7 separate regions of the Homo sapiens genome follow, and all the other regions are linked to region 4. A link is a loop called in an ENCODE intact Hi-C map of the cell type or tissue named here. Cell type or tissue: HCT116. All regions are shown on one strand.

Region 1 (4,000 bases), 1.1 Mb after region 4:
TTATGTCCTCATAATGTTGGCTTTGAGTTGGAGGTCTTTTTTCTAGACTGGTTTACTCTCTTCCTCTCTCTCTCTCTCTATATATATATTTTTTTTAATTAATTTTTTTTAATTAATTAATTTTTTTTTTTTTTGGCAGAGTCTCACTCTCACCCAGGCTGGAGTGCAGTGGCATGATTTTGGCTCACTGCACCCTTTGTTGCTCAGGTCCAAGCAGTTCTCCTCCCTCAGCCTCCTGAGTAGCTGGGATTACATGTGTGTGCCACCACACCCAGCTAATTTTTCTATATTTTCAGTAGAGACATGGTTTCACCCTGTTGGCGGGGCTGGTCTCGAACTCCTGACCTCAAGTCATCTGCCCGCCTTGGCCTTCCAAAGTGCTGGGATTACAGGTGTGATCCGCACCTGGCCTAACGCTCTTCTTTTTATCAGAGAACCAGTGCCTTTGAATACTCTATCTTACCATTTTACTAATAAGTCATCGAGTTCTTCAGTTGTGTTAGATTTTAAATGATTGAAATCATAAAGTTATGATGATATCATGAAGCTATATTCCTCACACAGATAAAAACCTGCAAGAAAAGGAAAGAGTTTGCTAAAGTGGAGTTTTAAGCATCAGTTAGTAGGTGAGGCAAGATTTATTTGGTCACGGGGATCTCCAGCACCTAAAAGCAAATTCCTAAGTCAGTGCCTAACCTGTCAACTTCACATTCTGAGGGTAAAGGTGCTACATTTGAGGAAGCCGTTTGGAACTTTTTCAGAGTTTCCGTTTTGTTAATTCAGATGCCCCTTGTTTTCTATTGAGTGAAGAAGGTGACAATAGGTGCGGAGTACAGTTTTTTTAAGATAATTGGCAGTATCTCTAAGACAAATTTAGTTCTGTAAAAGGAAGGTGGATTGCAAGAGGACACTTGTAAGATATCGAATCTCTTTTATCCTTCCAATCTTTATTGCCCTACTTGATCATGCTTTTATGAGTGGGTACTCTGGATTCAAATAACATAATTGCCAAGATACAAAATACATTTTGCTCAAAACATTTTAAAATGGCACAAACAGATTGGCACTGGTGTTACTGAAATGTAAGAAGCTCTACAATTTCCCAGTTCTAAGTCATTGACTGACACAATTCAAATTGACTAAGTGAAATTTGTGTGTTTGTGCGTGTGTGTTTTCCTACCAGCAACCACTCTGACTTGTGTCTCAAATCATTCTTTATGTGCATTACATATATATGTCTATAGTCAATAAATGACATCTAAATTATTAGAATAGTATCAGATATGACTAGATAGAATTATGTGATATGCCTCTTTGTAACAAAGCTGTGATTTATTAAAGATTATAGAATATTGTAACACAAAATTATGTATCCTTCTTAATAGCTGGTATTTATTGAGTGCTTACTATATGATAGGCATTGTTCTAAGTGTTTCATATGGATGGTCTCACTTCACCCTTAGAGCAGCCATGTGCCAGATGTGCAAATATTATCTCCTATTTTATAATTAAGAAAACTAAGGCTTAGAGAGGACATTTCCTCAAACTCAGTTTTAGTAAGTATAAGTATTGAACAAGAAACATTTATATTTCTAATCGATGTCTGAGTAAAAAAAATTAAAGATGCAATTTTAATCTATATATAAAGTGGTAATATAAAAATTTATTTCAGCAAATTAGGACACTCTACATTCAAATTTAAAAGTTATACTTACTAAATAGGGGTTCATTTTTTTAACATTCTTTTTTGTAGGAAATGAGACAAAGCACTCTTCTTATAAATAAAATATCAGATTTTAAAATTACTATTCTAGTTGACCTAGAAATATAGAGGTCAACTTTTAATAATTGAGGAATGGAGCTCAATTTAATGTTTCTTATGTCTAATTGGAAAATTGTGCAAACAGAAGAAGATGTACACATAGTAGGCACTTTATAACTGTCAGGTTATAAGGCTAATCGGCTGAAAATTGGGTCCAAATTATTTGCAATTAAATTTTGAGTCACTTGGGTCTGGCTGTTACTTTGAACAGATTAACTTTCCAACAGTACACATGCCCCTGGTCTCTAGCTGAGAACGTAAGAGGGAGAGGGTTATTGCACCCTCTAGGGGTAGCTTGTAGAAAAACCTACCGAAGTGCAACTACCCCAAACAAAAAAATAATGCTCATTCCTAGCCCCGCAGATAGGAAAGGAGGGAATGCATGAGCGTTGAGAGAAGCCACAGAGTCCTCCTGCCTCTGATGTGTGCCTCCACTGGCTCACACTTGGAACTGTTTCATCAGATGTCTTACAGGGACTCTAACTCTATCAAATCCAAAATCAATTTATTATTTAAAGGAAAAGTTTATAGCACACTATTAATTTTTAACTGCATGCTGTTTCTCTAGCCTTTCCATTCCAAAATAGCTGTTTATGGTGGCTGAATTTCTACCTTGGTTGGCAGGATTTATACAGTGACCTCTGCTGATCTGCTTCTGTATACTACGCAATGTCTGTAGCAGCTCCTCAAGTTAATATCACATGCTTCCCTGTAAAGAGCTTGACTGACTTACTGAGCATCAGGCTATCTTTTGAAGATAAACCAATTTTTAGGGAGAGACAAAAGATAGGATAAACTGATGATTGCATCAACGTCAATCAACAAAGAGTTATGAGTTGCTGAAAGTGAAGCATAGAGGCAAGTACTGAGAATAAAAACATATAGTTAGGCAAAAACCACAATTACTTTTGCACCCACCTACTATAAGGGAGTTCATACTTACTGCACAGGGTACATGTCAGGCTGTAGACTAAGGAAATTCTATTTAGTGCCTTATGTAGTTACTCACTATACCACCTAAGAGGTGTTTTATTATTCCCATTTTTTAGAGAATGTGAAAGCAATTCTGAAAAGACAAACATATTCAGAATCACACAGTCAGTAAATAGTAGAGAAAACATTAGATCATTGGTCTTTCTCTTTTTCTTATGCTCTTACTAACTACTATAACCTCTGTCTTCCAAGAAGGTATAACATAATTTGTAATAGTTGGAGAGAAAAAAATCATGTAAAAGAGAAGAGCATTAAGTATAAAGTTGGTAGCACCACTTAATTAAAGTACTACAAATTTGTGACAGGATAAAATAGAGCAGGAAGTGGGAGCTCACAGTGTGCTGGGGTGGGTGGGAGGGTCAGGGAAAAGAAAATTTGAATTAACATTTATGATGGCTGGAAAAATTAAATAGAATAGAGGAAATAAAATGATTTCAGAAAGATGAGGAAATGAAATAACATGAACTGTCCGGGCGTGGTGGCTCACGACTGTAATCCCAGCATTTTAGGAGGCCAAGGTGGGTGGATCACCTGAGGTCAAGAGTTAGAGACCAGCCCAGCCAATATTGCAAAACTCTGTCTCCACTAAAACTACAAAAATTAGCTGGGCATGGTGGTGAACACCTGTAATCCCAGCTACTCAGGAGGCTGAGACACCAGAATCTCTTGAGCCCAGGAGGCAGATGTTGCAGTGAGCTGAGATCATGACACTGCACTCCAGCTCTGAGCTACAGAATGAGACTCTGTCTTAAAAAAAAAAAAAAGAAAAAGAAAAGAAAAAGAAAGAAATAACATGATTCAACTCATGAATTATCATTTTAATGTAACATAATAGATTAATTAATCAGATTGCTGTTCTACCTCTATGCTGTAAAGTAATTTGAAATCTGATTAGAGGGAGAGTCAGATGAGACAAAGAAGCAACAAGGAAAGAATTTTGCAGCTTAAGTAACATTGAAAGACAGCAGCCCAGACAAGGTGCTACAATTTAAAAATTCTGACTAGTTAAATAAAATCAGGGGCATTCTGGAGAAATGGAAAAAATTAAGTGTTGGAAGAAAGAGTAACTGAAGCACAAAAATATTTTTGAGTGGGCTTCAGTCAAATTTGGCCCATTCCCTGGTTTTCCTTAGGAATATGTTTTCTTGAATGTATAATTTAACATTCGTTCTCACAATAATTTTT
Region 2 (4,000 bases), 580 kb after region 4:
TATATAATGAATATTACACACACACACACACACACACACACACATATATATATATATATATATATATATATAGTTTTTTTTTTTTTTTTGAGATAAAGTCTTGCACTGTCACCCAGCCTGGAGTGCAGTGGCGTGATGTTGGCTCACTGCAAGCTCTGCCTCCCGGGTTCACGCCGCTCTCCTGCCTCAGCCTCCCGAGTAGCTGGGACTACAGGCACCCACCACCATGCCCGGCTAATTTTTTGTAGTTTTAGTAGAGACGAGGTTTCACCATGTTAGCCAGGATGGTCTCGATCTCCTGACCTCGTGATCTGCCTATCTCGGCCTCCCAAAGTGTTGGGATTACAGGCGTGAGCCACCTCGCCTGTCCCAAGATTATACTTTATATTATTTGAAAATTCCCCAAGAGTTGTTAGCAATGAAAAAAAATCATCAGGAATGGAAACACCACCCTCGTACTTGAGCTGCCAATAAATCACATTTGTATTGGGGCTACTACCCAGGGTTGTGCATTATGCATGGTCCTATTTGTTTTTGTCTGTAGTTGTAACTGGTGCATTCACAGGTACACTTATCGGACTAGTTCATTTTGTTGGTAGTGGAGTTGTGTCTGAGTATTTCTATACTAGAACAGAGAGGGCTGGCTTCATGGATGTGAATTCTGCTCTTGGTTGACTGCTGTATTGTTCTTAATAATTTTTGAACAAGGAGCCCTCAATTTTACTTTGCGGTCACGCACATTCTGTAGTTATTCCTGGCAGAGCTTAGCAATAGTTTTCTGTAAAGGGCCAGATAGTAAATACTTTATGCTTTGCAAGCCAGTAACTTATGTGATTATTTAAAATATAAGCATTTGATATGGTTTGGCTGTGTCCCCACCCAAATCTCATCTTGAATTGCAGCTCCCATGATCCCCATGTGTTGTGAGAGGGACCTGGTGGGAGGTAATTGAATCATGGGGGCGGGTCTTTCCCATGCTGTTCTTGTGATACTGAATAAGTCTCACGAGATCTGATGGTTTTATAAAGGGCAGTTTGCTTACACATGCTTTCTTGCCTGCCACCATGTAAGATGTGCCTTTGCTTCACTCTTCATCTTCCACCATGATTGTGATGCCTCCCCAGCCATGTGGAACTGTGAGTCCATTAAACCTCTTTCCTTTATAAATTACTCAGTGTTGGGTACGTCTTTATTAGCAGCATGAGAGCAGGCTAATAAAGTGTTTAAAAATGAAACAATGAACAATATAAAAATAGGTGGAAAGTTGTGTTGGGTCTGTTTAGATTTGTTTAGAATGGGAGCTTGTCTCACTCTGCTAGGGTGTAAGTGTTCTCAAGACCTTCAGGACATGGTAGATTGAAGACATGGTTTTGCATTCCATTTTGGACACAGTCATTTTCTCATTATATATTGCCAATTTTTATATTGTGCATTTTTATCATAGACAATATAAAAATAGGTGGAAAGATGTATTGGGTCTGTAGTTTGACCCTCATAGTAGAATGTAAGTTTTATTATTAAAGGAATTATTTTTTATTTCTATTACAGTTAGAGTTTTTTACTAAATTTCCTAGAATTATGCTTACAGGATGGTTATATTCTCTGAATTTCATTTCAAGAGAGTAAACTAGCCTTTACAAAATCTAGGTACCAAAAGAGGGTTTTAGATCTGATAGTATTGTTCTAGACCATTTCACTGATGGTCTTGTCCTCACCCCAATTCATCCTACACATTGCTATCAGATTGATTTTTCTCAAAATGCAGCTTCAATCATACCACACCACCACTCGAAAATCTTCCTTGCCACATTCACTATTGGATAATTTGTAGACATTTCCAATTTGAATTGAAATTTCTCTGTAAAAATTAGCCCTAAAATATTTTTCTGGTCTTTATGTCCCAGTTCTCTATTATGTCCCTTCTTATTCAATATCCTTTGAGGCATGTTTTCGAGGTTGGCTCTGCTAGGGAAGCCTAGTTCTGGAGCCTCATGGCTCTCTGTATCTTTTTCAGGGTGCTCCTCACCTCCTGTGCTTATTTAATTCCCTCTATTATACTGGAAGCACGTTGGAGGCAGAGGCTCAGTGGTCCCCTGGAATCTTCAAGAGTGTCTCACTGATTAAAAAGTATTAAATACATACTTGTACAATTATACTGAGTTATAATACTTTACAAATCCAGGGTATAAGCCTTGAGATGATCTGTTGGATAAAACCACTAATCCTCAAGTTTCTGTTCCAAATTCCCTTAACTGACATATAGTGTGGCAGACACTGTATGCATTTTTAGCATTCGGTTTACTGTCTTCCTTTCTAAAAATGAGACAGACATTGAAAGCCTGATTTTGTCCCTGTGTCTTCCCTACCTCCCTCTAGAGGGCATTTTGGGTAAATCTAAATCAATCAGGTCTGGAGTTGGCAGATAAAATACAGGATGCCCAGTTATATTTGAATTTCCGATAACCAATGTTATTTGTAGTGAAAGTATGTCCCTAATATTGCATGACCTTCCTTAATTCTTGCAGACCAAAAAAGGAAAACTTATGTTTCGTGCTTTGGAAAGAGATTTTTCTTTCTTATGCTAGGCCTGAGCAAGGGAGCATGAAGCTACTTGCAGCCATCTGGTGACCATCAGTCTTAAGCTATAGGAGATATTGAGGGTGGAAACACAAATAAAGATTTGTGGGGTTTTTTGAATGGGGGTCTTGCTCTGTTGCCCAGGCTGGAGTGTAGTGGCACGATCATAACTCACTGCAGTCTTAAACTCCTGGGCTCAAGCAGTCTTCTCCCCTCAGCCTCCCAAGTAGTTGGGACTATAGGTGCATACCACCAGGCCTTGCTAAGTTGTTCTATTTTTGTATACATGACGTCTCACTATGTTGGCCAGGCTGGTTTTGAACTCCTGGCCTCAAGCAATCCTCTTGCCTCAGCCTCCCAAAGTGCTGAGATTACAGGCATGAGCCACCACAGCTGGCCAGAAAATAAAGTTTTAACAAATCAGTTTTTACATATTTTTCGGAACCTGCCCTGTCTTTGCATTCCTAGCTAAATAAATTTCCTTTTTATTTCAGCCATTTGAATGTGGATTTTCTTTTACTTGTAGGCTAACACATCCTGATAAATTTGCTTTTATTTTGGTTCTGTAGCAAACAGCTATCCCAAGTTTCAGTCTCTGATTATTCACAATTAGATTACAGGTTTAATTCCCATAAAATACAGTAGACACTGCTGTTCCCTGTGACCAAAAAACTCCCCAGCTAACTCCTGTTGGCTGCTCTTCGGTAGGAACCAGGCAAGGGAACCTGTCTGAATACAACAGTAGAAAATCCATTACCTACCACTGAACACATAACTCCAAGTTAAAATCCTACCATGGATTTTAGGATGTGAAAATCTGTTTGCAACTTCTAATGCCCCAGCTTTTCTGAGTCTTTTGCCAGGTATCTCCTTTTATTTTTCTCTTTCCTCCATTCATACCTTTTTTTTAGTAGAAAGATGGTCTATTTGCCTGCTCAGTTTCCATTCTCTCTGCTTCAAATAGCAACATAGTACTTCCATTTTCTCTTGGAAAACTACTTTTGAATTCCCAGACTCAGTGTTGGGATTGGAGCAGAAAAACACCACTCTGTCTAGCTCAGACTAATTAACATGTACATTTCTGTAGGTCACACTGATTAGTTCAAAGGTGAGCATGTCATCATGTTAGTCTAATGAGAGTGAATTCTGAGATTTTTGATAGAGCTCATGGGAAGAAATTTTTACTCTATTTTTGAACTAGTATACTGTATTAGTCCATTTTTGCACTGCTATAAAGAACTATCCGAGACTGGGTAATTTATAAAGAAAGGAGGTCTAATTGAGTCATAGTTCTGCATGGCTTGGGAGGCCTCAGGAAATTTACAATCATGGCGGAAGGTGAAAGGGAAGCAAGGCACAACTTACATGGTGGCAGGAGAGAAGCTGGGGGTGGGGGGAACTGCCACACACTTCTTCTTTTTTT
Region 3 (4,000 bases), 1.4 Mb after region 4:
TTTCTCACCTGGAGATGTCAACCATTCTACCCCATGAGCAAAGTTGTCTTTGCTGTTTGTCTCATGGAGTTGATACAACACAGCCCCAATCTAGAAGACAAGAAAGGCCCATAGTCCAAACCCAATTTTTACTAATTTAAGCACATTTAACCTGGAGAGAAAGCCAAGAGGCTGGATTGGTTGGGGTCATTTATTCTGCCAAGTTTGGGTGGGTTTGCACTAGCTGAGTGTTCAGTGCCAACCCTGATCAGTATGAACTGGCACAGTAAATTAAGCTACCACACCTTTAATGAACTTAATTCCCTTATTTTGACAGAGTTCCCATTTCCAGTGATTCACTTTACATTTTAGACACTTCTCCTATAGGTGTTTGCCAAAGGCCCTTACTGGCAGCCAAACACTGAATTAGTTAGAAACTAGAACGAAAAACCATCAAAATCATCATTGCATGTTCTGTAAGCCAATTTTGAGCCTTAGCTATTCAGGGTCAGAAGCACTTAGGGTAAGTTTTGAATACTTGCCCCATGTCTTTTCTATTTTTCAAGATTCCATTGCATTTTGTAAGATTCAGGATCCGGGGCTTTGGTCAGGGACTGTGAAGAGTATCAGATCTGCACAGACTCAGCACACTAGGCATTTACCAACTGCTAAATACCGTCATCAAGAGTTTGACTCTACTGAAAGAGAAGGAAACAGAGAGGAGTTATTTGGAGAAAGCAGGTTTGCCAGAATTAAAAGGAGGTACATTTATTCTCCACCGTTTGTCTATAATTACAAAATATTTTCGTTTTTGAGGATTAATGAGAGTTGAGGAAATTATCTCAGTTTCTCATTGAGTTTACACAAGAGAGATAGTAATGAGTAATATGATTTCTGTGTATCAGCAGGGTGCTAAGTGTTTTAAAAGCAAGGCCTACATTAACCCTTACAATTTAGTTAAGGTCAAACAGCTATTAAGTGTTAGAACTGAGACTGAAGTTTATATTTATCTGGTTCTAAAACCCATGTCCTTAAATGCTACTCCAGAAATCATCACACTTTTCATGGTAAGGGCCAGTTAGTAAGTCTTTTAGGATTTGTGGGCCTGGTGTTATGTGGAAAACACATAGTTCTGCAGTTACAGCACATGGCAGCAGCCATAGTTGATTTGTGAATAAATGAATGTGGTTGTTCCAATAAAACTTTATTTGCAAGAACAGGTGTTAAGCCAGAATGGTCTCATGGATCACAGTTTGCTGACCCCTGTTCCAGTCTATATTCTAAACTTGATGTTTCTCAAAATGTTTCCTTTTCTTTCAACAATTTCTGGAGTACTAGATCATAGAATATTGCATTTCATCAGATACTCTCTTTTCTGTCCTTTCATTCATTCATCAAATATTTATTGATTACTAATTTAAAATATATATAAATCAATCCCTAAAATTTTCCCTCACTCTCTCATTTTGTGTTTTTTTTCTTAATCAATTGTTTTATCCATCCTTTCTTTCTTGAGAGTAGATCAGACTTTCTGTTATCTGCCCTATGCTGCCAAAATTTCAGATTATCAAAAACCTTTTCTCCTTCTTTCTAAAAAAAAAAAACACACTTTGAGTTTAAGACATTAGGTGACCTTCTTTTGATATAAAGCAGCCAGTCACCTTCCCTTAGATTTCTTCTCAGGTTGTGTATAATCAGCAGTTTGGGAATCTGTAATGGATTTTCCAGGAGGCAACTCTGATGAAAATGTCAACTTTCTAAACAAAGACAGTTGTCAGAATGTTCTTTCAGAAACCCAGGTTATTCACTGTTTTTGTCATGTTGAGCTTTCAGCTCTTCAATAGTAAGAGGGCATTGCCACCTGGTGGAAAAAAATATTGAGGGGGTTAGATGGTCACCTGGGGAAAACATGGATAAGCACACTCGACATGAATTGGAGAATTTTATCCTGGAAACGTCATTTCAGTGTCGAATGATAGGAAAACAGACCTCTTCTATGTTCAGAACCTAAAACAATTAAATGAAAGAAAACACAGTTAACAATTGCGTTTAAATGGATACAGGTAATCTTTTTCTGGAATAAAATGACTTGAAAGGTTGTATGTTATTTCTAGTTATTAAAACTCCCCTGGAGCCATTTCTTCCTCATTTATAGAATTTTCCACTCTTTTTCTGTACTTTTCAATTACTTCCTTTACATGGTTTTGTTGTTGTTGTTCCTATTCTCAGTAATGCTCAGGTTGTCTTCGAGCTACTTTTTAAACTTTTATTCTTCATTAGTGACCTATATCCGCTGTCCCTAAGTTGTATCTGCCTACTTGCTGTCAGGCACTCTAAAATCTCTCCTTTATTTCTCATTGTCTTCCTAAATCTGCTCTCCAAAGTGTTAAATTTGATTTACTCACGTGGGTGTCTTCAATCCTTATGCTCATTGACCTCTTCATGACCTCAACGTCATCCTCAAAATTCTTCGTTGGTTTCCAACTGTGTGGTTTCCTAGTTGGATTCTTTCTGCTCTCATCTTTCCTCCTGTATTCATTGAATATGATCACTTTCTCTCTTTGCCTGGCTTTTTATCTGTGAGTCTTAAAGCTAAAAATGTTACCATCAGATTTGTCTTGTTCATAGTCTCACTTTCTGGATACATTCATTGATTCTCATGGCTTCCAATAAACATCAGATTAGACAAATACCTGCTTTCCTAGGCCTGTCCCTGGACTAACTTTTCTCCCATTCCTATTTTTTTTCAGAGGTACCCCAAATTCAACATGCCCTCACATCAGCTGAAACCCCGTCTTACCCAAACTGGGGGGAATGTATTTCTTATCATAATATTATTATTTCCCAATTCCTTCATTTAAATGAAGCCACGCTTTTCCTACTATTTTATGTTAGAAATCTTAGAGCAATTTAAAAATATCCTCTGCTTTACTGTTTTTATTTCAGTCTGGCATCATGGGTTCTCTTTGCTTTTTTTATTTTTAAATTTTGTGGTTGCATAGTAGGTATATCTATTTACGGGGTACATGAGATGTTTTGATACAGGCATAAAAAGTGAAATAAGCACATCATGGAGAATAGGGTATCCATCCTTTTAAGCATTTATCCTTTGAGTTGTAAACAATCCAGTTACACTCAAGTTTTTTTTTAACATAGAATTAAGTTATTCTTGACTATAGTCACCGTGTTGTGCTATCAAATAGTAGGTCTCTTTACTTCTTTAGGAGGTTTTATCTTGAGTGTAAACTTCATGAGTAGAAAAGCCTTCCCTCTTTTACTCACCATTGTCTCCTAGCACCCAGCACAGAGCTTGGAATATTATACATGGTTAATAAATATTCGTAGATAAATAAGTGGACACATGTCCTCTAAGCTTTCTGTTTTCTATTGCCGCTGCCAGCTTCTGTGTCCTGATTCTTTTTGCTTCATCCCAGGATACAGGAACATTCTTTATACTGTAGCCCTCTACTTTGACTATTCATCAAAATCACATAGGCAGCTCGTTAAATACTCAGTTTCCGAGGCCCCATTTCCAGATATTATGATTCAGTAGGACTGAAATCTCGATATTAAACAAGCACAATACTGAACTCATAGTCCTGGATCTTCTCATTCTCTTCTGTCTTATTTTGTTCTTATAAACTTCTATGCAAACAGTAGCATTCTATTATAGTCAGTTTACACCCACATTTTCCTCTTTGGCTTTCATTCTTATTGGTCTTCATTTCTCAAACAACCTGGATGCTTCTCAGGATCAGAATTAGACCTGTTTTCAGAGTCCCAGATTTATTTCCTAGCTCCTTAATCTCTTCAGTCATATCTATATCCTGTGGTTTCTGTGACGATCAAATGAGGTAATTCTTTAATGAAATTGACTTGTAAATGCAAACAGTCAGGATGCTTGTCAATTAGGCTGTTTTTTAGGTATTTTGTAAGTATTGTAACTACAACAATAGCTACCACGTACCTGCAAGATTATAAATTCAGTGGAATGGTTCTCTTTCATTCCAGAACTCCCTGA
Region 4 (4,000 bases):
GGATCAAGGAGTGTAAGTGAAGGAGCTGGCTCTCAGGCTCTGACTCCAGGCCAGGCAACCTTGAGTGAGTTTTTGGACCTCTGGGTGCTTCCATTTCCTTTTCTGTAAAAAACAAACAAACAAACAAACAAACATCATAAAAAACTCATGTCCTAAGGTCGTGGTAAAGGTTAAAGAAGATAAAGTACAGAAGGAATTCGCACAGTGCTTTGCACAGAGCAAACGCTCTATGCTTTTCCTGTAATTTCCTGTTATAGTGTTCATATTAATATGCATATTCCTGATTGGTGCTCTGAGAACTTTTCCGTTGCTGTGTTGGGTTCCTCCAGTGGTTTGTGGATGGAGATCATGGGGTGTGTTAGTCCATTTGCATTGCTATAAAGGACTATCTGAGCCTAGGTAGTTTGTAATGAAAAGAGGTTTATTTGGCTCAGGGTTCAGCAGGCTGTACAGGAAGCATGGCCCTGGCATCTGCTTGGCTTCCGGTGAGGCCCCAGGAAGCTTCCAATCATGGCAGAAGGTAAACGGGAACCAGCATGTTACATGGCAAGAGGGAAAGCAAGAGATGGGGGAAGGTACCAGGCCCTTTTAAACAATCACATCTCACATGAACTCTTTTCTTTCTTTCTTTTTTTTTTTTTTTTTTTGAGATGGAGTCTTGCTCTGTCACCCAGGCTAGAGTGCAGCGGCACAGTCTTGGCTCACTGCAACCTCTATCTCCCAAGTTCAACCAGTTCTCCTGCCTCAAGCCTCTCGAGTAGCTGGGACTACAGGTGCGTGCCACCGCGCCCAACTAATTTTTTTGTATTTTTAATAGAGATGGGGTTTCACCATGTTGGCCAGGCTGGTTTCGAACTTCTGACCTCCAGGGATCCACCTGACGTGGCCTCCCAAAGTACTGGGATTACAGGTGTGAGCCACCATGCCAAGCTCACATGAACTGTTCTAGTGAGAACTCACTCGTTACTGTGAAGATAGCACCAAACCATTCATGAGGAATCCACCCCCATGATCCGAACACCTCCCACTAGGCCCACCTCCAACACCGGAGATCACATTTCAGTATGAGATTTGGAGGGAACAAACAGCCAAACCATATCACGTGCTCTCTTCTTGAGTCACCCCATAATTTGTACCCAAAGACCAGGGGGCATATGGGATCACGTGCTGTTTCCAGGAGAGATGTGTTGTAGGTTTGTGGGCCTTGAAGGGCTGTGGGCAGTGATCCCGCCCAGATTCTCTAGACACATGTTCCAATGGTGTCCGCTCACAGACATGGACCCCAGATCTGCGCCATCCCCTGCAGGATGCCCCAGAGCAGCGAGATGCCCCCTTTGCTCTGGCGCCACTCTCTGAGAACCAAACCTTTTAAACTGTGAGCAAGTTGCTGGAGAAGAGAATGGGCCTGGGACTGCAAAAGTAACCTCTCTCCCGAAGGAGGAGACAGGATTCCCGAACATCCTCTGGGGCAGCCCTGGGTGGTGGAGTGCGCCTGGACAGCTGGTGTCCGTCTGCAGGCTCCTGCCTCAGGCCCTGGAGTGGCAGCTTGGCAGGTCCAGACCCTTCCCCAGGGACAGTTGCGGCTGGGAACCCTGGACCTCTTCCCTGGGCCTGAGCCGCTTCCCCGTGCGGCCGTTCGCCGAGTGGCCACTTGATGGCGCTGTGGCTCCACCGGGCGCGGGCGCGGGCGGAGCGGCGCGTCTGCTTCCAGCCGCCGGGCCGGTGCTGCCGCGGTCACCCCCGGCGCCTGGCTGTGCCCGGCGCGTCCGCCCTCCCGGCGCGCGGCTGGTGGGGCGCAGCCCTCGCGGCCGGTTCTGCCCGAAGCACAAAGCCACTGCTCAGAGCCAGCGCCTCCTGCTTGCAGCTCCCCAGTGAAAGAAGTTTGGGTCCTTGGTGGTGTTTTTCTCCCTGGCCTGGATGGTCCTGCAGAGGCCCCTTGCCACCTAATGACTTTATTCTTCTTAAAACATGTTTCTTTCTTTCTTTGCTTCTTGTTTTTGTTTTGATTTGTTTATTGGCCTGTACTCCGTTTCTGCCGTCTTACCAATAGCTCCTGACCAAGCCCGAGGCCTGCTAGAGAACTGTAGTTTAATTTAACCTCCACCGGCCAGGCTGGTCTGTTTCCTCTTTTCAAGCTTCCCTGCGGTTCTAACTTTGCTCCAGAAGATTCCTCCTGGAGCTTTTGCTTGGGAGAGAAAGGCGTTTGAACGCAGAGTTCAAGCGAGCTGGCCAAAATGGAATGCAAAAGAAGAAAATTTAAAAGAGAAAAGAAGGAGGCTTCTCAGAAATGAACTTTTCATCTGATTCCAAACATTCTGCAGTGCAGTTTTGTAAAAATACCAGAAAACACAAAGAAGCAAATAAAACACATCCATGATTTTGCGTCTAGAAATGGCTTTTGTATTTTAATATGTCTTTCCACGATTTATTGTCATTGCATAGATATACGTTCCCTTTCATCCCCCCGATTGGGTCAGTTTACTCATTTAGCTGGGTCGCCTGCTTTTTCATTGAACGCACTGGGAGCGTTTTTCCTTGGCAAGCTGGTTTCTGCAAGTTTCCCTCAAGTTTCCCTCAAACTCTTGAAGTTTTGCATGCAGGTCACTCCCAGGCAGGTTGCTGTGTGAGATAGCCTCACTGAAGCTGGGATTTGGACGTTTGGAAGAGGATGATTGAATTGTAGCTTCCAGGGAGGACAGAATTGTGAGCTCTTTTTGGAAGACCAGAGTTACCCATATTTGTTTAGCAAAGCGAGCAGGCCCACTTCAAGTCAGCGGTTCTCAAAGAGCCTGAGCAGGGTGCTGAATTCAGGCCTCTGAGCTTTGAGCGCCCCTCCCAGAACCCCTAGGCATCTGAATGTAGGTCGGAGGCTTCCCAGGCTGCCTGAAGTCTGGGGACTGAGAGGCGGGGCTCAGGGGTCACTGAATCAGCCCCTTCCTTGTCCCTCTGGAGGACCCCGGGATAAATGCAAAAGGCGTGTGTGTGTGTGTGTGTGTGTGTGGGTGTGGTGGGGGGATTCGGAGGTGGAGAAGGCAGATCAGGCCGCTTCTCTAGGTCTGTCCTCCCTTTGGGACAGGAGCAGTGTGGCTGCCAGAGCTGACCGCCTTCCTGCAGCTCTGAGCGTGCCGAGCCTAGCAAGCTTGTGCTTCCACCTAGAGCTGCAAAGGGCAGCGGGCAGAAACCGGGCTGGGGCTGGCATTAGCTTTCCCTCCTCCCAGTTTCTCTCCAGCGCAGCAGGGCACCTCTAGCCCAGAAAAAGAAAACTAACTTTCTCTTATTTCTGTTTTCTGCTGCTGCTAATCTCCTCCTGAAGGGTTGTGTGGCTTCTTGGGACTCTGGAAAGAAACTGCAGGGGACGAGGACAAAGGAAACAGCTACTGTAGTCACTGCAGCTATGCAGGCTCTGTGCTAGCCCTGGAAAGGCCTGGACGTTCAGGTCTGCTGTGCCGGGGGTAGGCCCCAGAACAGAGCGGTGGGCCCATCGCTCTGCAGCCACAGCTGCCAGGGCTCAAACCTTGGCTCTGCCCTTACCTGGCTTTGTGATCTTGGGGGATGCACAGGACACTCTGTGCCTCAGTTTTCTTATCTGTAAAATGGGGCAAATACCTACCAAGTCATAGGGTTGATGTAAAGTCTAGTTGAGATAATGGAGGGTAATTTCTTTTTTTTCTTAAGCTTAAATTTTGGATCCATTTTGTGTTGATTTTTGTATATTGGGTGGTAATTTCTTAGAAGCTAGAAAGTTATTAAATGCTGCTTATGAGCCAAATACTGTGCCAAGGGCTCTGTCCAGATCATTCCAGTTAATCCACCCAAGACCCCAACAGCACAGGTGTTGCTATATTTTTGTGGTGAGGAACTGAGACCCAGGGAAGTCACGGTACTTTGCCCAAAGTCACCCCGATGTCAAGCGTTAGAGCAAGAATTTGAACCCCAGAGCTTAACTCTTAACCATTTTGCTAACTGGCTGTCTCTCCAGGCCCCCATCACCCTTTCCATC
Region 5 (4,000 bases), 780 kb after region 4:
CTTCTGGTATTTCAATGCCCTGGATCCCAGGCAGCTTGTTATAAGGGCTGGACTTATAACTGCACCTGGCCAAGGGCTGGACCTTTCTGTGGGGTCCTCCTGGGAAAAGCCTTCAGTGGCTTTAGGAACATGAAGGATTTGCTCACAGGATCTCAGTCCTCATCTCAGTCTAACCAGGGGTCTGAGAACCAGACCCTGAAAAAATGTAACTACAGAGGTTTTATTTTCCCTAAAAAGAATTTTGTACTTTGATAACTGTAACTATCCATTGACCGCCCCCAGCACACATATTTTAAAGTAAAATTTCAATGACCTGTGAAAAGATAGGCTATATTAGTAGTAGGAGCAGGGACTTTTCTATCTCTATATCAATGTGGTGCATGTGTATGTATGTTTTTCTTCATAACTGAAGATTTCTTATAGTTTATTTAGACCAATTCTGCTTGCTTACTTTCCCAGAGGGAGAAATGATTTAGTCTGGATTAGTAGCATAAAACTTGATTTTCTTATGTTTATGTGAACCTCCTGGAGTTATAGGAAGAGGTGGTGATGTGCTGAGATTGGTAATGATTGGTAAAAGCTGTTCTGCAGGCGAACCAAACTGGGATATTCATTTCTAAGACCGAGTATAGATATAGAACACTAAGTATCAATGTTTTCTTGTGAGGAATTTGAGAAAGCACCCACGTTTCAGGTGAGGTGAGAGATGGCTTGTAGAGAACCATCACTGGGGCAGGAAGAGCCAGCACCTTCTAAGCACCAATCAAGCAGCTCATTGGCAGACAAGAGCAGCTCATGTGTGACCTGTGGAGTTGGCCTGATTCTGTCCAGAGCCCTGCTTCTTGAAAAAAAGGAGGGTGCCTCTCAATACCCTTGCCAGGTCTGGCAGGGGCTACTGGAATGCTGCAGATGAGATTGCTGGCAAAAGTGGTCCTCGGCTCATTCTCCTGTGACAAGAGAAAGTGGGGGATGGATGCAGAATGAACTTGGCCCTGAGTCATGCTGGCTTTATGGAGGCTATAAATCTTCTCTTTCTGTTTTTAGAAGCCAGGCCATTACTTGTTCTTTCTGTGTCTGCTATCTACTTCACTGCTGGTGATTTTGAGAGCAGCGTCTGAAGTCTTCTTGCATCCTAAATTGATACAATGAAGTTTGGTAAATGTAACGAGAAAATATAATCATTCACCTGGACATTAAATACTGCTTTTTGTATTCCTTGGTCTTTGAAAGTTCTAGTTAGCAAAGGTCTCAAGAAATCTCATAGCAGATAGCCCAAATATAAACAAACAAAAACAAATGAATAAACGAAACCAAAAAATAACTTTCCTACCATTTGTATCTGTTAGAAAATGTAATTTTTTAATTCATGTCATTCCAATAGTTAGACTAGTTTGATATTCAGCATGTTTTACCTGTATGTTTAAAATATTGTTTTTAATTGTATATTTAATTGACAAATTTACTTATGTGGGTATGTGTGTATTTGTATATTAATGGATTAACTGTATCCTTAATATCTTTCTGTCTCCATCCCCATTTACATTTTAAATTTAAGGCTGAACTCTCATTCTAATTAACCTCAGTAACGTCTCTTTTTTAATCCTTTCATAATGATTAATATCACTGTGCATAGGCCAACTACATTAGAGATTGAAAGAATATAGCAGATATTGTTGATTAAATACAACAACCATCTCCTACTTCTCTTTTACTCCTTACAAGCAAAATCAATTCCATTTTTCTCATCTGCTCTGATTAAGAAATGATGTGTACAATTGTGGTCCATGTGAAGTGTGAGGAAGTGTGCTAAGGAGTTTCTAGGAAGGTTGTGTGGCTAAGTAAGAGAAGGCATCACAAAAGAAGCCTCGCCTGCCCCTGCTGGTCATTGCTGTGTCTGCTTGTGATGCCTGGGCCCTTAGCAGCTGTGTGGCAGTGCTAAAGGGGACAAGCCAAGGACATGGCCCGTAGGGTGAGGATGACAGAGCAGCAAGAGGGAAGTGATCAGTCCTTGATGACATCGTTGATCCACTGAATTATTCAGTCCTGGATCTGCCCCACCTGAGACTTATTGACACATAAAATAACAAGGCTCATCGGCTTATCATTTAACCAGTTTAATGTGAAGTTTTATTTTATAAGGTTGACAACATTCTAATTGAACTGAAGAACAAAACTTACTTGTTAAGCCCTTAATGTGTGTGTGCATTCAAGTTCTAACAGGATTTAAAGTACCAAATGGTTGGGCAGCCCCTGAAAGCCAGGAAGTGTGAACATTGGACTTGCATTCAAATCTCAATCCTGAAAATATTTATTTGTCTGGATTGTTTCAATCAACTCTAGGTGCCTCAGTTGTGTCATTTGTGGGTACAGGATACTAATAATGTCTATCCTCTTCCACTTAAGTTGTAGTCACTACATTGAGCATATTAGTTCAAGAAGAAAATAACTGAATTTCCTCTTTCTGTTTAAATGCACACTGTGGGTATCATACTTTTCTTCTCTTGAAATGGAATCTCAGGCATATCCTAAGAGGTGTATGTGTGTTTCTTAGAAAATAAAAGAAAAATTTTCTAGTTATTTTGTTCATAAAAGGTGCATCACTTGGTGACTAAAATATAACATCCTGTGTAATAATCACAAACCCTTTGGCCCCAAATAGCTTATGGGGCTGGTTTCACATAGGTGAAGAAATATGATGATGCTCTTTACGTAGAACACAGCTGGGATTTTGGACTAACATGTACCCAAGACTGAGACTAGGAAGAGAAGCAGCTCTTCTACGTAGCCACTGTGCAGCAAAGCAGGTTTCTGCTGCTATCCAGGAAAACTAGGGAGCTCAAGCTAAACCATGCACTTCCATTAGCATGTGTATTTGAAAAGTGGGAGTACATTTAAGTGTGTTAGTCTTTGCAATCGGTGGGGCTCTTTCTTCTTGGGATTTCTGCAGTACTGATCTTGTGCTGTAAGACAAGCTACCAGGTGAATGACTTTTGCCACACATTGTGATATGATTTGGTTGTGTCCCTACCCAAATCTCATCTTGAATTATAGCTCCCATAATTCCCACGTGTTGTGGGAGGGACTAGGTGGGAGATAATTGAATCATGGGGGCGGTTCCCCCATACTGTTCTTGTGGTAGTGAATAAGTCTCAAGAGAGCTGATAGTTTTATAAGGAGAAACCCCTTTCACTTGGTTCTCTCTCTTTGCTTGCTGCCATGATTGTGCAGACTCCCCAGCCACATGGAACTGTGAGTCCATTAAACCTATTTTTCTTTATAAATTACCCAGTCTTGGGTATGTCTTTATCAGCAGTGTGAAAACAGACTAATATACGTTGTTAGTTGGAATTCACTATGGTAACCCACAGAGGCCCTAATAGTACCCAGGAGTTTGTATCTAGTTTCCCCAGAACAGGCGAAGTCACCCACCCCAGTTAATAATGTACCTTCCTGACTGCACCTCAGAGTTTAAGTCGCCTGTGGGCAAAAGGAATGGTTGCTACTCAAGAGTACTATGAAAATGACTGAAACTGAGGGTGAATCGGGCATTTTAGTGAAGACCTAAATCCAACTTGGTTTTACTTTTTCTTGCTTTTACTCTGCATTTGAAAAATAGTCATAACTGCACAGCTTATCTAGGAGGTCTACATAACAATAAAGGGTAAAAGACATTTGGGAACGTAGGAATCATTAAATTATTTCTCATTTAAGTGTCATAAACTGCATTCTTTTACTGTAATACTGTTCAAGGGGCAGTAATCAAATTGTGTCACATTTTCCATGGACGCTGCCATCAAGGTGTGAAATATTGCCTCCCTGGTGATTGGATGGAATTGGGGTTCAAGGTGAGGTGGCCATTATCCAAGACACCTGCCCCCACTTGAGCTGTACACGCATGAACTATGACTCACTGACACTTTCTAGTAATCATTAATCTCTTATGTGCTTTTTCTTCCTTACATTTTGGACAAATGACTTTTCAAAGAGATGGAAGGAGATG
Region 6 (4,000 bases), 1.3 Mb after region 4:
TTGGCTGTAGCTGAAATAGAAAAATACTACGTAGGAAGACTATTCATTTGTTCAATATTCTAAATTTTTAATTTTGCCAGAACTGACTAGGAAGGATTAGATAGGAGCCATTTAATTAGGCAGAGTTACACTAGTTTCTGTTTAATATAAAACATAAAGCAATCTTTATTTTATCTTTAGAAGAATTTGATCACTGATTGATAAGGAAGAGAGAAAATCAAGCATTTGGGGAACAAAACGTTTCATAGTCAATACAAATAAATACATTATAATTAGTTTCTCCTTCAGTTTTTAGGGAGTACTAGGGATGTGCAAGGGATGCTCACACTCATGTAATGTGAATACAATGGTGGAACATTTTTCTTATAATTTATTATTAAATTCACCCGTACTATAGTTGGCCTCACTCTACAGAAATGGTAGTCATATGCATTATAGAAGAGCCAAAGGCAGATAAAATGATTATCTAACCCAAGTTTCATTACCCAGTGGTTCCCATTACTCTCCATTTCTTTCTCTATACTCTCTATCTCAGAAATTTTCCCATTCCAGAGTTTTAAACTCTTATTTCTGCATGGAAGACTCTTGGATAAAGCTTATTTCCAACTTCTCTTGAACTTCAGACCTACATTTACAACGACACTCTAGACATTTCAATAAAAATGTCCTTTTTTTTCAGCTCATGCGAACCACAAGTCAGCATTTTTTTATCTATTATCTAATTGGTGGATTAGACCCAGTTATCAGTACATGTATTTCCTCGGTAAAAAATATCTTAAAATTACAGCATTATGTTATCATTTGAATAGAATTGGTAATTCATTGTAGAGTTTTGATACCAGCATTCTGTCAAAATGGACTCATTTATAGGTTTTATTTCAATTCCCACACTTATTCAGGTGACAAATTTTGTTATCTCTTCCAAAAGAAGCAATTTACTTGATTTTTTTCTTCATTATAGCATCAAAACTTCTTATCTAAAATAGCTTCCAATGCGAACTGCTTTTGTTTCTGTTCTTCGGGACATTCAGTTAGCATTTTGTTAGGCACAATTTTTATGATGTCATTTCAACTTAAAAAATATAACTTAGAATTGTATTATCTTAAAATGTGATCTTATTTCTCCCCTTTGATGTTAGGAGCTTTTATGAATTTCGATCAAGCTAAAGACATCGTGTAGCTCAAATGCGTCCTTTCATCTTGAAACCACTATTTCACTGAAATCAGTTGCTGATTTAGTGTTAATTGAACAAAATGAGGGTTTATATATTCTTGTTGATATGCTTGTTAGCATAATTAGTTGACATTTAAGAAAAAATAGAGTGCTGAGAAAGAGTTATCTTGAACAATTTGACTAAGAACAAGGTGAAGATTCCACAGTCTAATAAAATACGGTGTAAAAAAAAAAGCCATGCTTAGCTATTGCCGCATGAAATTTCTCTTTCGTCTTCAAGTGACTGTTAGACAACATGAGATAAACTGAAATTACTTTTGAACATTTTACCCAGGATTTTTCCAGGACATTCATTGCCTGAGGTAGTATAGATCTCATTCTGCTTTAGCAGAAATATCTGTGAGATGCTCACAAATTACCCTTCACTTCGGTTTTCCATTCACCTCTGTCTTCTGTTCACCTCTGTACCATTTAACTCTGTGCCATTTAATTCTGTTTCCTGAAGAAATCAGCTCACTCAGATAGATACTGTCCCATCAAGAGCACTGAAAAGAATCTAAGGGGAAAAATAGGAAAGAAATCAATTTCTGAAGTTCCTGTTAACCCTACTGTTTTGAACATTGGTTCTCAAGTTTGCCTAGGATGCAAAGATTCATATGTTAATATGCGTTTTAAAATTATTCATTGAAGTACTGAAAACAAATATTATCATAATGGAAATTTTAATAAAAGTGGAAAAATTGAATATATCTCAGAAGGCACAGTTAAATACTGCAAGATTTTCTCCAGAAAGATGCAGCTGTACAGTGCTGTGAATCATAGCTGTGTGAGGCTTATCTGCAGAAAAGCAGAGCCAATGGTTTTGGTTATTTTAATACACATGTTATCCCCACCTACAAGACTTGTTTAAGACTCATAATTCCCACCTTGCCCTACAATTATGTTGTGCAGACTGTTCTAAAACAGGAGTCACTGCCATTAAAATGTGCACTATGCTTTGGTTCTGCTGAAAATACTAAATGCTTGTGGGCAATCTTAGTGACCACATGCTGAGGCTAGTTACAGAAATTCTCATTCTAGGTGACTGTGCTGGCAAATGTACTCTCATGAAACACAAGCACAATTTGGAGTTCCATGTGTTATCCAAGCAAGGACATCCCATAGGCTCCTCAATGACTAACTTAACAGTGTGAGATGCCATCTGCTGGAAATTGATAATATGGACTATGATATTCTGCAATAATACTTAGGCTTTGTCTATCAGCCAGACTGAACATTGATGATCTTTGTTTTTATCTTCTCCTTCCCCTACTTTAGAAGAATGATGTATACATAGGGTTATTGAACTACTTAGGGAAGCTCCTGTATTTCTTTCTTCTAAACAGTCTTCAACTCTAAGATATCAATTTAATGTAATGTTAGTTTTTAGGTTGGGAGAGGCTGATGGAAGGAAGAGTAAATATAAGCCATACCCAGTCTATACTCAATGATAAGATACATCTTAATTTCAGAAATGTTAAAATAGGAAAATTTTTACCTTAGCATTTCAGAAAATTAGATATTATAATAGTAACGTTCAACTTACATTAATCATGAGCACAATTGACACATTCAGCATTATATCATGTAACGTACATCAAATGTAAACACGCTGAATGTTTGCAATTTGGTCAATTAAATAGGGATAATATGTGATGGTGTTTGAGAATGTCTTGCTTATACAGCGCTTACCACTATGATGTAGATATTTGGAGAATTTACAAGTGATCAGACATTATAGTCAACATAGGTCTTGAAATGAGTTAGCCATTCCAAGAACATTCTGTAGCATTGGAATATAGACTGCCAAATTCCACATGTGCTTGACACATAGTAGGTGGTTAATAAATACTGACTGACACATGGGCTCAAAATTAGTTCTGAGCTGATGGGTCTATTGAGCTTATGGGTTGTTGTTGACCCTTTTGGAGTCTGATATGTGTAATGTTTTAGTTCATTTCTTTATTTGAACAAATACTTCGATGCCTTGGAATCTGTTTTGGAATGATGGTGTACCTCATTTTGCTTTTTTGATCATTAAAATTATCAGAAATGTCTTTATTTCTTAAAATGTACCAAATTAAAGGTAACGTACACATGTAGGTTATCTTATTGATCAAAGTACACAGATGGCACAACATCCAATTGATGATTAGACAAGTTCTCATGATTTACCTGAAAACTATAGAGTTAATGTCATTTAGCTCGTGTAAAATAATTCTATTCAAATGATAACATAACTTAATGCTGTAATTTTAAGATATTTTTCACCCAGGAAATACATGTACTGATAACTGGGTCTCATCAACATATTATAATTGGCTCTGTTTTGAGTCTATTTTTAAAAATTTCTATTGACTCTATTTGCAGGCAAATTTGTGAACCAATGCTCAAAACTGTAAGTCTAAAAAGAACTTCAGAAATGGATTTTTTTTCTATTTTTCACCTTAAGGAATGCTTTTCAGTGTTCTTGTTGGGCCAGTCTTTATCTCAGTGGGCTCATTTCTCAGGAAAACAGAAAGAAATGGTACAGAAGTGAACAGAAAACAGAGATGAATGAAAAATAGAGGTGAATGGTAAACAGCTGGGAAGGACAGTTCATGAGCATGTCACAGATATTTTTTGCTGAAACAGAATGAAATCTATGTTAGCTTGGGCTACTGAATCTCTTAGAAAAAGATGAGCAAGGCCGGGCGCGGTGGCTCACACCTATAATCCTATAATCCTATAATCCTAGCACTTTGGGAGGCCAAGGCCAGCGGATCACCTGAGGTCAGGAGTTTGAGA
Region 7 (4,000 bases), 1.5 Mb after region 4:
CAAAAATATAGATGAGAAAATTCACTAGGAGTAATTGAGCTTAGCAGGTTTGCAAGATTTAAGATTCATGTGCAAAACCCAATTGCATTTCTAGCCACTAGAAACAAAGAATGAGAGAGTTATGAAAAACTTACCCTATTTACCTAAAAACCTATAATTATTCAATCAAAAGATGCAGAAGACCTTTAATATTAAATTATAAATCTTTATTGAAAAAAGCTAACTAAAAAGAGAGTGAGGAAAACTTAATATTGTAAAGATTTCAAGTTCCCCCGGATATATACAAGATATTTTCAGTCAAAATTTCAACAAGTTTCATCATAAAATGTGACAATCTGACTCAATGGCATTAAAAAAAGAATCGAGTAACAATAATAACACAGTAGGAAAAGGAATAAGTGTTTGTCATGCAAGACATATAAACTTATCATAAAGCTACATTATTTAAGTGTAAATTTTTTTTTACACTACATTATTTATGTGTAAAGGATACAGTTGAAGTAGGTAGGTTATTTTTTCATGCTCACAGGTTGCCATGGTGATGTCATACTAAACTTTTTGTTGTTGCTCGGATCTTTAATTTTTTTGAATGACACGTAATAATTGTACATATTTAGGAGTCACAGAGTGATATTTTGATATATGTATACAGTATGTAATGATTGATTAGCATATCTGTCACCTAAACATTTATTCTTTCTTTGTGTTGAGAACATTCAGAATTCTCTTCTAATTGTTTGAAATGATACAATAAATTATTGTTAACTAGAGTCTTATTAAGTAGGGTTTGGGGAAATGGTTGGTTTACATGTGCCTGTCTCAGAGCGCATAGCCTTTTGCAGTTCTATATTGATGGTGGAAGTTCTATTCGACTTTTTACCTTCAGCAGGCTTTGGGCTTTGACTTCTGACTCAATTCTGACTTCTGACCCTTCTCAATTTGACTTCTGACCCTTCCCTGCCCCCTTGTGGTTGCCAGAGCTAGAGGCCAAGTTTGCCAACATAGGTAAATACCATCAGCACTGCATTCCAGTGCTTTGTTGATAATTATCTTAGTGCTATCTTCCCTGTGAATTTTGGCACAGTCACTCCTTAATATCTTGACAGCACGGCAATGTGCTGACATATTGTATTAGTCTGTTTTCAAGCTGCTAATAAAGACATACCCAAGACTGGGTAATTTATAAAGGAAAAGGTTTAATTGACTCACAGCTCCACATGGCTGGGAGGGTGGGAGGGGGCCTCACAATCATGGTGGAAGGCAAATGAGGAACAAATTCATGTCTTACATGGCAGCAGGCAAGAGGGCATGTGTAGGAGAACTGCCCTTTTATAAAACCATCAGATCTCCTGAGACTTATGCACTATCATGTGAACAGCACGGGAGAAAAACCCGCCCCCATGATTCAACTACCTCCCACCAGGTCCCTCCCATGCGGACTGCTACAATTCAAGGTGAGATCTGGGTGAGGACACAGAGCCAAACTATATCACATATGTTTCAGCAATGGAGCAACTAGAGTGAAGAAACAAACCAACTTATATATGGAATCATGATATTTGACAAAGATGACCTGGCCAATTACTGGGAGAAGGAGGAATTAGTCAATAGACAGCACTAAGCAATTGGCTTCCCATATGAAAAATAACAAAACGGTATTTCTATTCTATGCCATATGTAAAATGTTGTAGTAGAAACATTAAAGATTTAAATGTGGACTTCCATTTTAGTATTAATAGGCTATGTTGTTGAGACCAAGTCACTCCCTGAAAGCAACTAATGAAGCAGAAAAACTATTTTAGTTGTCATTGAAAACCGAACAGCAATGATAAGATAATAAGGAGTGACACTGCCAAAATTAATGGAGAAGCAGGAGCCAAGACAGCTAAGCAAAGCACCAGGACACAGGAACCACTTTTTTCCTGATGGCGATTGCATACATTGGCAAACTTGGTCTCTAACTTTGGCAACCACCAGGGGGCAGGGAAAGGATATTAACTGGGTTCGATGTCAAGGCCCAGTAGCCTTCCCACTGCTCCCAGTAGGAAGTCAAATACGGAAATTTCTCACATCAATATGGAACCTCCCAGGCTATACAATGTGGAGCAGCACTAAACCCCTTTCCCAACCCCTAGGGAACGGAATAGATCACCTTAGGAAGAGTGGGGTGGTTGTTATTGAAAAGAAAAAAAAAATTCCTGCAATAATGTTGCCATGGGTCGACTCTCACAGAACTTTGCGATCCAGCTTCTAGATACCAAGGTGGAGAAGGGTCCTTAAGCTGTGCATTTAGCTTGAAGCTTTCTGGGGCTACAATGTCCCCAGGTGCAGAGCAGAAGCAAATGCAAATCCTTACCCATGTGGTATCTGAGTTCAAATTTTAAAAAAGGTTCTTCTCCCATAAGACGTTACTTGCATCTACCCAAAAATTTATGCGACAAGTACAAGAATTTAAGGCATCTGTAAAGTGCTTGGTAGTCCATTTAGATGTGCTACCTGGAGGCAGTGCACAGCCTGGACAACTTTGTACTGCATCCCTAAAGTGGAATCTCATCCTATTTCTTAAGAATGCCCACAAATTGTGTTTAAAGGACAAAATAAGGTGCTATTTTGAAATTCAAATATAACAATAATCGCAACTAGGTAAATAAACTAAATGTTTCAGTTAAAAGTCAAAGATAATCAGGCCAGATTATAAACATAAACAAATTACATATTGTTTTCAAGGCATATACTTTGAGTATAAGAACACATAAAGGTTTAAAATAAAGGGGAGAAATATGTAAATAAATAACAAAAAATAACAGAAATAGACTAACTTTTTTTTATATTAGTAACACTTTTTGTGTTAAAGAGAATCACTTTACAATGATACAAGCTTCACTTTGCCAGGAAAGAAACACCGTAACCAGTTTAAATGATTATGGCTTAAATGACATAGATTTAAGATACATTAAAACCAAATTAAACAGAGATAAAATACACATTATTTACAATTGCATCAAAAGTTGGAAGTACTAAGGAACAAATCTAACAAAAGTGTAAAATATCTCTAAGAAAAAAATATAGAACTACTGAGAAATTTAAATAAATAAATAAATAAATGGGATGACAGACAATGTTCATGGAGTGAAACCTTAATATTGTAAAGATTTCAACTCCTCAATCTGATCTCTAGGTTTAATTCCATCCCAATAAAAATCGTAATGATTTTCCCATTGGTAGGCCTTGACAAGTAGATTCTAGAATTCACATAAAAGTGCAACAAATTATAAATAGACAAAAACTCTAATAAGAATCAAGTTAACTTTCTGTTCCTGTTATTAAGCCTTATTTTGAAGCTATAGTGATTAAGACAATGCAGAATGTGTGCAGATAGGTATGTAGATAAATGCAAAAATTTGTGATAACTCAGAAATAGACCATATTGTATATACTCATTGTATGACAGTGGTGGTACTGCATAGTTAGGTTAAAAAGTACACATTTTAAAACATTTTGTATTTTAATTTATCTTAATTAAAAATTATTTTATTTCATTTTTATTTTTAGTTATTGATTCTAGACTTTCAGAAATGTTGCAATATTAGTACTTTTCTAAATAGCCTTCACCCAGATTATCCAAACATCAAACTTTTTAGGATACACACCCACACATACACACACATACACACACACACTGAACAAAATAAAGATACAAAAGGATGTGCAGAATAGGACTCCATTTGTATAAAGTCTAAAGACAGATAAAATTGAACTCAATTTCTGAAAGGTAAATAGATAAAACAATAGAGGAAAAAAAGAAAATGATTCTCATCAAAGTCAGGATAGCAGTTACCTCAAAGAGGCTGATTATCATCAAAGTCAATATAGAAATCACCTCAAACAGGTGAAGCTATCACAGAAGAGGTATGGGTGATTTTTTTTTTCTTCGAGTGCAGGTAATATTTTATTTCTTTAATTAGATGATGTGGCTTACTTTACTGCACATATATGTTCA

Evidence for each region. A loop is a pair of places that touch in the nucleus more often than their neighbours do. Peaks named below come from ENCODE experiments on the same cell type or tissue, not always from the same donor. Only the 100,000 strongest peaks of a DNase experiment are listed, where the experiment ranks them.
Region 1: it touches region 4 in a loop (11-fold over the local background); 49 of 110 quality-filtered maps call a loop at or near these places.
Region 2: a loop joins it to region 4, with 6 times the contacts of the local background. A loop is called at or near these places in 3 of 110 quality-filtered maps.
Region 3: a loop joins it to region 4, with 14 times the contacts of the local background. A loop is called at or near these places in 32 of 110 quality-filtered maps.
Region 5: it touches region 4 in a loop (6-fold over the local background); 2 of 110 quality-filtered maps call a loop at or near these places.
Region 6: it touches region 4 in a loop (9-fold over the local background); 7 of 110 quality-filtered maps call a loop at or near these places.
Region 7: a loop joins it to region 4, with 5 times the contacts of the local background. A loop is called at or near these places in 3 of 110 quality-filtered maps.

Annotation. Positions count from the first base shown.
Region 1 is chr17:71,471,496-71,475,495 of GRCh38, reverse strand. No RefSeq gene overlaps it. Among named protein-coding and RNA genes, the nearest start is that of CASC17, 270 kb to the right of the region's middle. In HCT116, a CTCF peak has its summit at 2,105; a DNase peak (open chromatin) is centred at 2,135.
Region 2 is chr17:71,957,696-71,961,695 of GRCh38, reverse strand. No RefSeq gene overlaps it. Among named protein-coding and RNA genes, the nearest start is that of ROCR, 66 kb to the left of the region's middle. In HCT116, a CTCF peak has its summit at 2,386 (motif pointing left); a DNase peak (open chromatin) is centred at 2,365.
Region 3 is chr17:71,116,098-71,120,097 of GRCh38, reverse strand. All of the region lies in intron 3 of CASC17 (cancer susceptibility 17), which reads left to right. Among named protein-coding and RNA genes, the nearest start is that of CASC17, 84 kb to the left of the region's middle. In HCT116, a CTCF peak has its summit at 1,841 (motif pointing left); a DNase peak (open chromatin) is centred at 1,837.
Region 4 is chr17:72,538,165-72,542,164 of GRCh38, reverse strand. All of the region lies in intron 1 of LINC00673 (long intergenic non-protein coding RNA 673), which reads left to right. Among named protein-coding and RNA genes, the nearest start is that of LINC00673, 53 kb to the left of the region's middle. RefSeq lists a silencer at 1,563-1,812. In HCT116, a CTCF peak has its summit at 1,619 (motif pointing right); a DNase peak (open chromatin) is centred at 1,757; H3K4me3 peaks cover 371 bases; H3K27ac peaks cover 1,071 bases.
Region 5 is chr17:71,762,596-71,766,595 of GRCh38, reverse strand. No RefSeq gene overlaps it. Among named protein-coding and RNA genes, the nearest start is that of ROCR, 260 kb to the left of the region's middle. In HCT116, a CTCF peak has its summit at 1,889 (motif pointing left); a DNase peak (open chromatin) is centred at 1,905.
Region 6 is chr17:71,236,363-71,240,362 of GRCh38, reverse strand. No RefSeq gene overlaps it. Among named protein-coding and RNA genes, the nearest start is that of CASC17, 36 kb to the right of the region's middle. In HCT116, a CTCF peak has its summit at 2,370 (motif pointing left); a DNase peak (open chromatin) is centred at 2,362.
Region 7 is chr17:71,082,399-71,086,398 of GRCh38, reverse strand. No RefSeq gene overlaps it. Among named protein-coding and RNA genes, the nearest start is that of CASC17, 120 kb to the left of the region's middle. In HCT116, CTCF peaks have their summits at 996 (motif pointing left) and 1,974 (motif pointing right); DNase peaks (open chromatin) are centred at 968 and 1,958.